Linked DNA regions of Mus musculus: region 1 is linked to region 2. A link is a contact called in ENCODE POLR2A ChIA-PET data. All regions are on one chromosome and are shown on one strand. Each heading gives the region's core, a stretch centred on a gene start or an enhancer-like site at or near the end of the contact. The rest is flanking DNA. Distances are from core to core; before and after follow the strand shown.

Evidence for each region. ChIA-PET counts read pairs that join two places held with the same protein, here RNA polymerase II (POLR2A).
Region 1: POLR2A ChIA-PET joins it to region 2 with 25 read pairs in embryonic stem cell. The contact joins the promoter of 2810410L24Rik here to the promoter of Baiap2 in region 2. POLR2A ChIA-PET finds 5 or more read pairs at or near these places in 4 of 5 experiments (Patski and embryonic stem cell).

What each region holds. Positions count from the first base shown.
Region 1 is chr11:120,187,300-120,191,218 of GRCm38, reverse strand. 2810410L24Rik (RIKEN cDNA 2810410L24 gene) reads left to right here and starts at 1,363. Exons shown (of 3, transcript NR_030682.1): 1 at 1,363-1,779; 2 at 2,543-2,730; 3 at 3,468-3,919. It also overlaps Gm9734.
Region 2 is chr11:119,940,939-119,944,845 of GRCm38, reverse strand. Baiap2 (brain-specific angiogenesis inhibitor 1-associated protein 2) reads right to left here and starts at 1,754. Exons shown (of 14, transcript NM_130862.4): 1 at 1,598-1,754. The coding sequence starts at 1,651. It overlaps Gm11767 (a long non-coding RNA gene), which reads left to right and starts at 1,752. Exons shown (of 5, transcript XR_001780400.2): 1 at 1,752-2,264.

The DNA of each region.
Region 1 (3,919 bases), core at 114-2,613, 250 kb before region 2:
AGTCCTAGATCCTGAGTGCTGCAACTTGCCCTTCAGTTAGCTACAGGCCCTCTCAGGATCCCTGGACTTCTGAAAAGAGGAATTTCAAAACAGAGCCATAAAGGTGGCTGAGTACTGCCTTCAGCAACAGGGAATTAGATGTTAGCTTCTGTGACAACCTCCTGGGAGATGCTGGGATTGATAGCGCTCAGGTGGAGCCCTGCAAATCCAGGGTTGTAATGTACCTCATTTACCTCCGGGGCTCATTTTACCATCGGCGGCACCAGATTACAGCCCCTACATCAGGTGGTTGTTTTCCTTTTCTTCTTGGTTTGCGGATTTCACTTGGAGCCAAGATGCAGAAAGGGAGAAAAGGTTGGGAAACACCTCCAGGTCTGAGACCAGGACAAGGCGGTGAACTCAAGAGGAGACACCTGCCTGCTCCTGTAGGTATGGCTTGGCTCTTGTTTGTCTCCTGCACTTGCTGCCCTGGCGTGGCTTGGGGCACACTTGAGATGTATCTTTCCCTGTCTGTCTGGGGCAAGCCAGCAACAGCTCTCTGGCCGTGGTCCACTTTAGCCTGAATATTTTTCAGCACTCGATATTTCTCCGCTCAGAAAGCAAATGAGTCGCTGCCCACTAAGGTGGTCCTGGGGCAGTGGCCCCCAATCCTGTAGTCCTTCCTGAGAGGGCCTATGCACCTCTGCCCCTGAACTCAGAGACGCCTTGAAAGCTGAACATCACATTATTACCACTCGATCTCAGAGAACCTTCCTGACTTCTGGGGATGTTGCACACCCTGAATTTCAAAGTTCAAGGCACTGCGTGTCCCGGGTGCAAGGGGCCATTCTAAAATCAAATCCCCTGGGGCTTCCTCTCCCTAGAGTCCAGATATGATTCCCTTACACTTCCTTCCGGATTTGGGGGCATCTTTCCAGATAGTGGAAAGGAATCCAAAATTTGTAATTCCACGGCGGAGCCAGCTCGAAGCTGCAGACACTCTCGGCCTCAGAGCCCAGATCCTGAAAAGCTTACCAGTTTACCGTATCTTCTCGGGGAAATAGACCCTCCTCTTCGGCCACACCTCCTGGATCATCTATTGGCCAACCTGAGCACCGCCCACGCGATGCCATTGGTTTGCACCGGCTGCCCAGACAAAGGGAGCGGCCGCTGCGGGAGGCGATGGGGCGGGGCTAGGCGGAGGCGCTGGGGCAGGCGGGGACGCTGCCCTCATGGAGGCGGGGCGGGGGCCTCCACGTGGGTGGGGCTGGGCGCCCTCCCCACCCCCACGAGGGCCGCGGCCGTGGGGCGCTGGTAGCTCTCCCGCCCCTCCGCCCTGCACCCCTCCCGCCCTAGGGCTCTTTCCTGGACTGCGGCTGCAGCCTTCTCTTCCCGGAGGGCTCAGAGTTCGTCCCCTTTTCGCGATTGGGAACGTGGACACGCCGGAGCCTGGATGCAGAAGGGCGCGCGGGAACAGGGAGCTGGTGCGCGAGCCGCAGCCCAGCGTCCAGGCCGCCCCACTCTCTGCTGATCCAAAGGACTAGGGAAACCCTGCGCGCCGACGGTGGCCTGGACGTTGGCGCGGGCCCTGGCGCTAAAAAACGGATCCCATTTCCAGAAAGGCGGGCCGGGTATCCCGCTCCTGCCTCCTGGAGAATTAGCTCGGCGGAGGTCGACCAGCCGGGTAGGGAGGGAGGGATGGAGGGACAGGCCTAGGGTCGACCAGCCGGATAGGGAGTAGCTTCTGGGAGCTCCCTTGCCTACGGAGGGCCGGTGAGGCTGCCCTCAGAGCGCCGCCAGGTACGTGCTTTTTCCTTGTTTCCCGCGCGCCCAGAGCACACTCTGGGGAGGGAAGGAATAAAAACCCAGCTGGTGTGTAGGAGATTTTCGCACCAAACGTGTCTTTCTGAGGGGTCCTGGGACGGTAGCCGAACTCGGGGTAGCCTCCTGAGCTGTATTCTGGAATCCCTACTGGGCTCTCCACCACCCGTAAGACGGGCTTGGAGCCAGTTCCTGTGGAAATGCGCGTCACTTTCTTCAGAGGCCCACGAAATTCATCCAGGACTCCATGGGTACTACAGCAAGATGGCTCTGTTTCGAAGTGGTTCATACAGTTATCCCCCAACCCGGAAACCTAGAATTCTCGTTTTCTGAACCGGGATGTTTACTTTAGGGAAACCTGGTCTTGGCTTCTGCTGCGCGCCGGGTGTCTAGGAACGAATCCCTCCTGGATCCGGGAACCCCAGATTTGCGGGGTTAGGAGATACCCTCAGAGTTGTGGTTTTTTGTTGGTGGTGGTTTGTTAAGAGCCTGGTAGCTGAACTGGAGCGGGCCCCGTCCCCTCCCCCATACCCACTTCAAACAAAAGAGCTCCTCCGAGAATATTTTTTAAGGGGAAAGCGCTTCTGAATGTGGACCCTCAGTTCTCCCCGCCCCCCGTTCCGAGGAAGGACAAGGGTTTTATATGTGTGTTTAAAACAAAGGCGAAGCTAGACGCGAGTTGCCGGGAAAGGGCCGCTTTTATTTTAAAGTTCTTGAAGAATTCACTTTCTTTTCTCCCAAGTTAGCTGCAGCTGAGCCAGAAGCGTCCCCACTGGCTTACCCGATAGTGGGATTTTACACGGTGTCGGCTAAGGGTGGCTTTGTGAGAAGACCATTTCAGAAGAAGAAACGGGGCTCTGGCTGGTGGGGTAGAAACCCCTATGGAATGAAAAGTACTCCCAGTCTCTTTGAGGAAGATTGCAAAGTAAGGTGGGTTGTTTTTCTTTTGTCCCATCCTTCCCACCCCTTAAATTAGAAGAAAAGGCCCCCAAGCGTGCAGCACCAGGTGGACGTTTGGAAGCTGCGAGTGGAATCTCGTTTAAAAACTTCCGGCCCCACGCACACCAAGTATCCATCTTCGTCGTAGTTGGGGTGAGGAAGAGTGTGACTTCCCTACCCAGAGTCTGGTTGAGCACGGATCCCGCCGAGGAGAGAAGGGTCCCGGCCGGGGGGAAGGTCCCTCTTTCTGGGACAAAGCGATCCTTAATTGTGGCCACCTTCCAAAGTCCGGGGCGAATTCGCTACGCGCGTCTGCCCGGGCGGCGCTTGGTGGGTAGTCCCGCTTCCACCAAAACTCTGTGTTTCCTTTCTCTCAAAATAAAACTCAACAAGCCATAAAGCTTCCGACGCCGGTGGAGAAGGCGCCGCGGATTTATGGCCCCTGAATTCCCTACTCTCTAATTATCCTTGTTTTTACTTGACTTATGGGTAGTGACCAATAAAATCATTTTCCATTTTGGATTTTTTTTTTCTCTCTGGCTAACATGAAAAATTCAAGTTGCGCCCTTCTCTCACCCGCTTGGACAAACCTTTTTTCTGAACGGGGTTGGGGATAAAAGAACCCTGCCTCCATCTTTCGCCTCTACTGAGGGCTGTCCTGTCTCCCAATTCCCCGATTAATTGCATTTAGGGGAGAGCTGCCTCCACCCCTTCTCCCTCCACTCTAGGGCCTTTCTGCGGATCTTTCCCTAGAAACCCCGCTGGGCTCCGGCTCTGAACAGCACCGGAGGACTGCAACGCCCACCCAGGCCCTGCTGCGGGTCTCCGGTGGCCTCAGCTCCTGTCGGGTAACCTCCCTAGGCCTCCCGGAACGCTCACCGGAGCTCGAGCCTTTGGACGTTCAGGGGGCTCCAACTTTATGTGGGGATCCCCGGACCGCCAGTGCCTGCCTCCCCACCCCCCACCCTCATCCCTTTGTTCGCCTCTCCGGACACCGAGTTGAAGGCAGGAAAAAAAAATAATTAGATGGAAATCAAAGATTAGACGGGGTGCGCTGGCCGCCAGGGCGAAGCCAGCCCAACACTCCGCCGGCGCCTCATAAATCTTTTTCGCAGGCCTGACAAAAGCCACGTCCTCCAGTTCCCTGGGAATCTAGAAACTTATCGATCTCCTCGACGTC
Region 2 (3,907 bases), core at 505-3,004:
ACTAAGGAGAACCATGGGACTCTCCAAAGCAAAGCTACTCCTCATACCCTGCGTGATTCTCACCATGGAAGTTCCTCTTTAACGATTTCAGTAAAGAAGCAAGAAAACCAGACTGTGACCAGTATTTCTTTTCCCATTCCCCTGCAGTACAAAGCAAACTGTAATGGAACTAATGACTAATAATTTAATAAACCTCCCTCTCCCGACAGCATGTGCTTCCGCAGACCAACAAGAGGGGAACATATACCATGGAGTCTACAGATACTAAACATAAAGAACAAAAGGCTGTTCTCAATCTTGTTTGCCGGCAGCTTGAACATGGTTTTAGAGCTCCTTCAGCCCCTACACCCACCTTCAAGGTTCCTCCAGACCCATGTAACTACAACTCTAAAGCCTTTATTAAATGATGAATTAAAGTATAATCTGCCCCCGGGACTCCAGCTGAAACCTAAGCAGCCACCCTGGAGGCTTCCATCTGCTGTAGGCAACAGAGCAAGCACAGCTATGAGGGTTTCACAGGCCATTGCCTAGAAAGGCACAACCATGGTTGGTTCATACAATCAGAAACTGTTGCTCTCGAGCAGAGCACAATCCCATTTAGCCATGAACCAGCAACTCCATGTGAAAACCTAGTGGCTGGTGGAAAGCCTTTCACTCACCCTTAAGACAGTTTTGAAATAAAGCACAGCTTTGTAAAGAGGACTGCCATGCACAGGGCAGGGCAGGAATTTCTCTCTTGAAAAAAAAAATGTCACTGAGAACTGCAGCGGACCTGATGCCATCAGGGAGCCCCAGGCTGTGCTGTTGAGGGTAAGGGGCCAGGGCTGTGAGAACCCATGGTGAAGAAATAGGAAATGGCCCGTCCATCTGTACCCAAAGCATGGACATAACATGACACCAGGGGGCTTGCACAAGGCTCTGCAGTTCTTCCATGAGAAACTGTCATTTCACAGATTAGTATGTGAATGCGAGACTCTTAACACATATCAGAAGCAAAAGCAGGCGCGTCAGCCTCCTACACAATTAGTCTTCTCCCTCTGCGGTTACATAAGATGATGGATTATCTGTCCACCCATCCAACCTGTCCGAGCTCGACCTCCCACTTTGGGCCACGTCCATTAACACTCGTAAAGGAGTTGTGGAAAGGGAAAGCCTGTTGAAGAGAAAGTGCCCAGAGGCTGGCATAACAGCACCTAGAAGAGCCCCACGGTGCCACCGCGCCAAGCAAGCGCAGGGCGACCGCCCGCAGCAGCCTGCAACCTCCACGCCGCCCCCGCTCCTTGTTCCCCTCACTCTGGGATGCAGCGGACCAGGCCAGATCGCAGAGCAGCCCAGGCCCTGAACATCTCGGTCCCTCCGGACGCCAGGACAGACAGGCGTACTGAGGGAGCGCGCGGGGGCTGAGCGGCGCCGTCGGGGTGGGGGCGTCCACTCGTGCTCGGGGACGGCGCGGGCCGCGGCGGGCGTAAGGACCCTGGGCGGGCGCGGCCACCTGTGACCAACGGAAGATCGGTCCACCACACCCGCAGTCCGGGAGCCGGTGCCCTGCTCGGGCCTGAAGACCTAGGGGCGACTCGGAGCCGCGCTGGAAACTCACCTTGTAGACATTTTCCGTGAGCCGGTGCATCTCCTCCGAGCGTGAAAGCGACATGGTCCTGGGTCCCGGCTACACCACAGACCAGAGCAGGGGCACGGGTGGCGGTGAGGAAAGCGACAACTGCAGCAACAGGAAAAGGCGCGCAGACCAGGACCACAGAGCGCGGCGCCCGGCGGCCGCTGCTTTTATAGCCGCTGAAGGCCCCACCCCACAAAAACCCCGCCTCCGGGCCCCGCCCCCGCCGCGCCCGGATCACCGCCCCCGGCTGTCCGCCCCCGCCCAGCCTAGCCGCTGCTAGGCAACCGCCAGGCCCGCTCCTGCGCCGTCTTTTCTATTGGTAGATTTCGGAGGCGGGGGCGAAGGGCGGAGCTAGAGGAGGGACTCGGAGGCCGGCTCCGAGCGGCAATTGGTCGGCCGCTGGGAGGCGGAGGCGCGGCGCGCTGAGGCCCTGGAGCTGCCTGAGGGGGTCGGAGCGACAGCCGGGCTGGGGGCGGAAAGCGGGGGCGGGGTGGCGCAGGAAGAGCTAGCGCGGGGTGTGGGCGGTGCGGGTGGCACCGGCGCGAGCGCGCGTGGAGGCGGCACTCGGGAGGCAGCGATCCGAGCTGCAGGCCCTCAAGGGTCCCTCAGGAGTGCGCGACAGGGGCCGGTGGCTCCCGCGCTATTGCAGGTGAGTCGGCGAGGCGTGCGTCGACCCTGGACGGTCTTCCGGAAGGGAGGAAACCCGGAGCCGGAGTAGGTGGAGACGGAGGAAGGTGCTGAACTCTAGCGGGAGAACCCTGAGCCCTGGAGGCAGGATCGGGACAGGGTGGGCCCTGGGGCGGGTGCTTGTGGTGGACTGGTGCTGAACGGAGGGTGGCGGCCGACAGTTGGGTCTAGAATTCCGGGAAGAGGACCCAAGAGAGGAGCGAGGGAGACGTGGAGCGAGTTCCATGGGGTGGTTCGGAAGGGAATTGGGGCGGGGGCGGGAGTTGGGTGGATAGCTCCGGGGGAGGAGCCTCTCAGCACAGCTTGGAATTGCCCAGTAGCTGATGGTTTAAGGAAGGGTAAGGCTTGGCTGAGAAAACTGACCAGGTTGGCACACGGGGTTCCAACGCGGTTCCCTTTGAAGAAATATTTACATCAATTAGACGAACAGAGAGGAATTATTTGCTTTACATTGTAAAACACCAGAGCTGAATGTTTCCTTTTAATTAAACATAACACTCCAGCATCCATTTCCTGGACAGCTGGTTACACCACTCCAACAACCCAGAGGACACAAATCCAAGGCGCGGCTGTCAAGCCTCAGCAGGGGACTCAGACGGCCCCTATTCACTTTGCTACATGTGTAAGGAGAAGGAATTCAGCCCACTGTCCTCTGTTTCCTTGTCGTCTATGTACATCTCTGTGTACATCTCTGTGTATCTGTCTTTTCTTGGGTTCTTCTTGTGACAGAAAGCCAGCTTAAACTAACTGGCTGTCAAATAAGGACTTGTCAATTACTGTTCACTGCGACTGGTTGGTTACAGCTGCCCCTTCATCTCACTTTCTAGTCCATTTAGACCAGCATGGTATGGTGCCTACTCAAGCACACACTGATCCCCTCACTGATCAGAAAGCCAACAAGGAGCTGTGCACTGGGGTAGAAGCAACTCCTCCATGCTTGCCCCAGGCCAAGGCCATGGAGGAGAACTAGAGGTGGAGGCTGGCAGCAAACACTTGGGGTCTGTCTGAAAAAGGGCAGAGAAGCTCCCCCAAGAAAAGTTCCCATGGCTTGGACCACTCCCCCTTCCACAACATCCCAAGACTCTTTCCTGGGCCTGCCTACCCATAGTCACCCCATTTCTGTGCTACATGGGTGGCAGACTCAGGTCTGTCCATGTCCCAGGCAGGAGGCTGGCCAGCTGCAGCAGAAACCCACAGTGGGAAGAGGGTGTCAGGACAGTGTCTCAAACCTGCCTGCAGCTCAGAGCTCTGTGACAATGGCCGTCCTGACAGGACTTGCTGGGGTTGGAAGGGGACAGGAGAGAGGAGTTGTGTTCCCTCCAGCTCTTTATTGGGGCTGACCATAGCCCGAGTTCAGACTTCAGCACGGAAGCCTTTCTGACCCTGGAAGCAGCTCCTTTAATAGTAGGGGGCACCAATGGTCAGAGGTCAGGTTGCTGAGTGGGTGGGCACACCATAAGCAGCATGCTCACAGATCAGCAAGACTCTGGCTCCAAGTGGATTAGGGGGCCACTCTTTCCCTGACTCCTTTTCTTCCAAAGCCCGTTACAAACTTCATCATATTCCTCTTCCTGTTACACTGGTGTCTGAGGAATCTGCTTACTT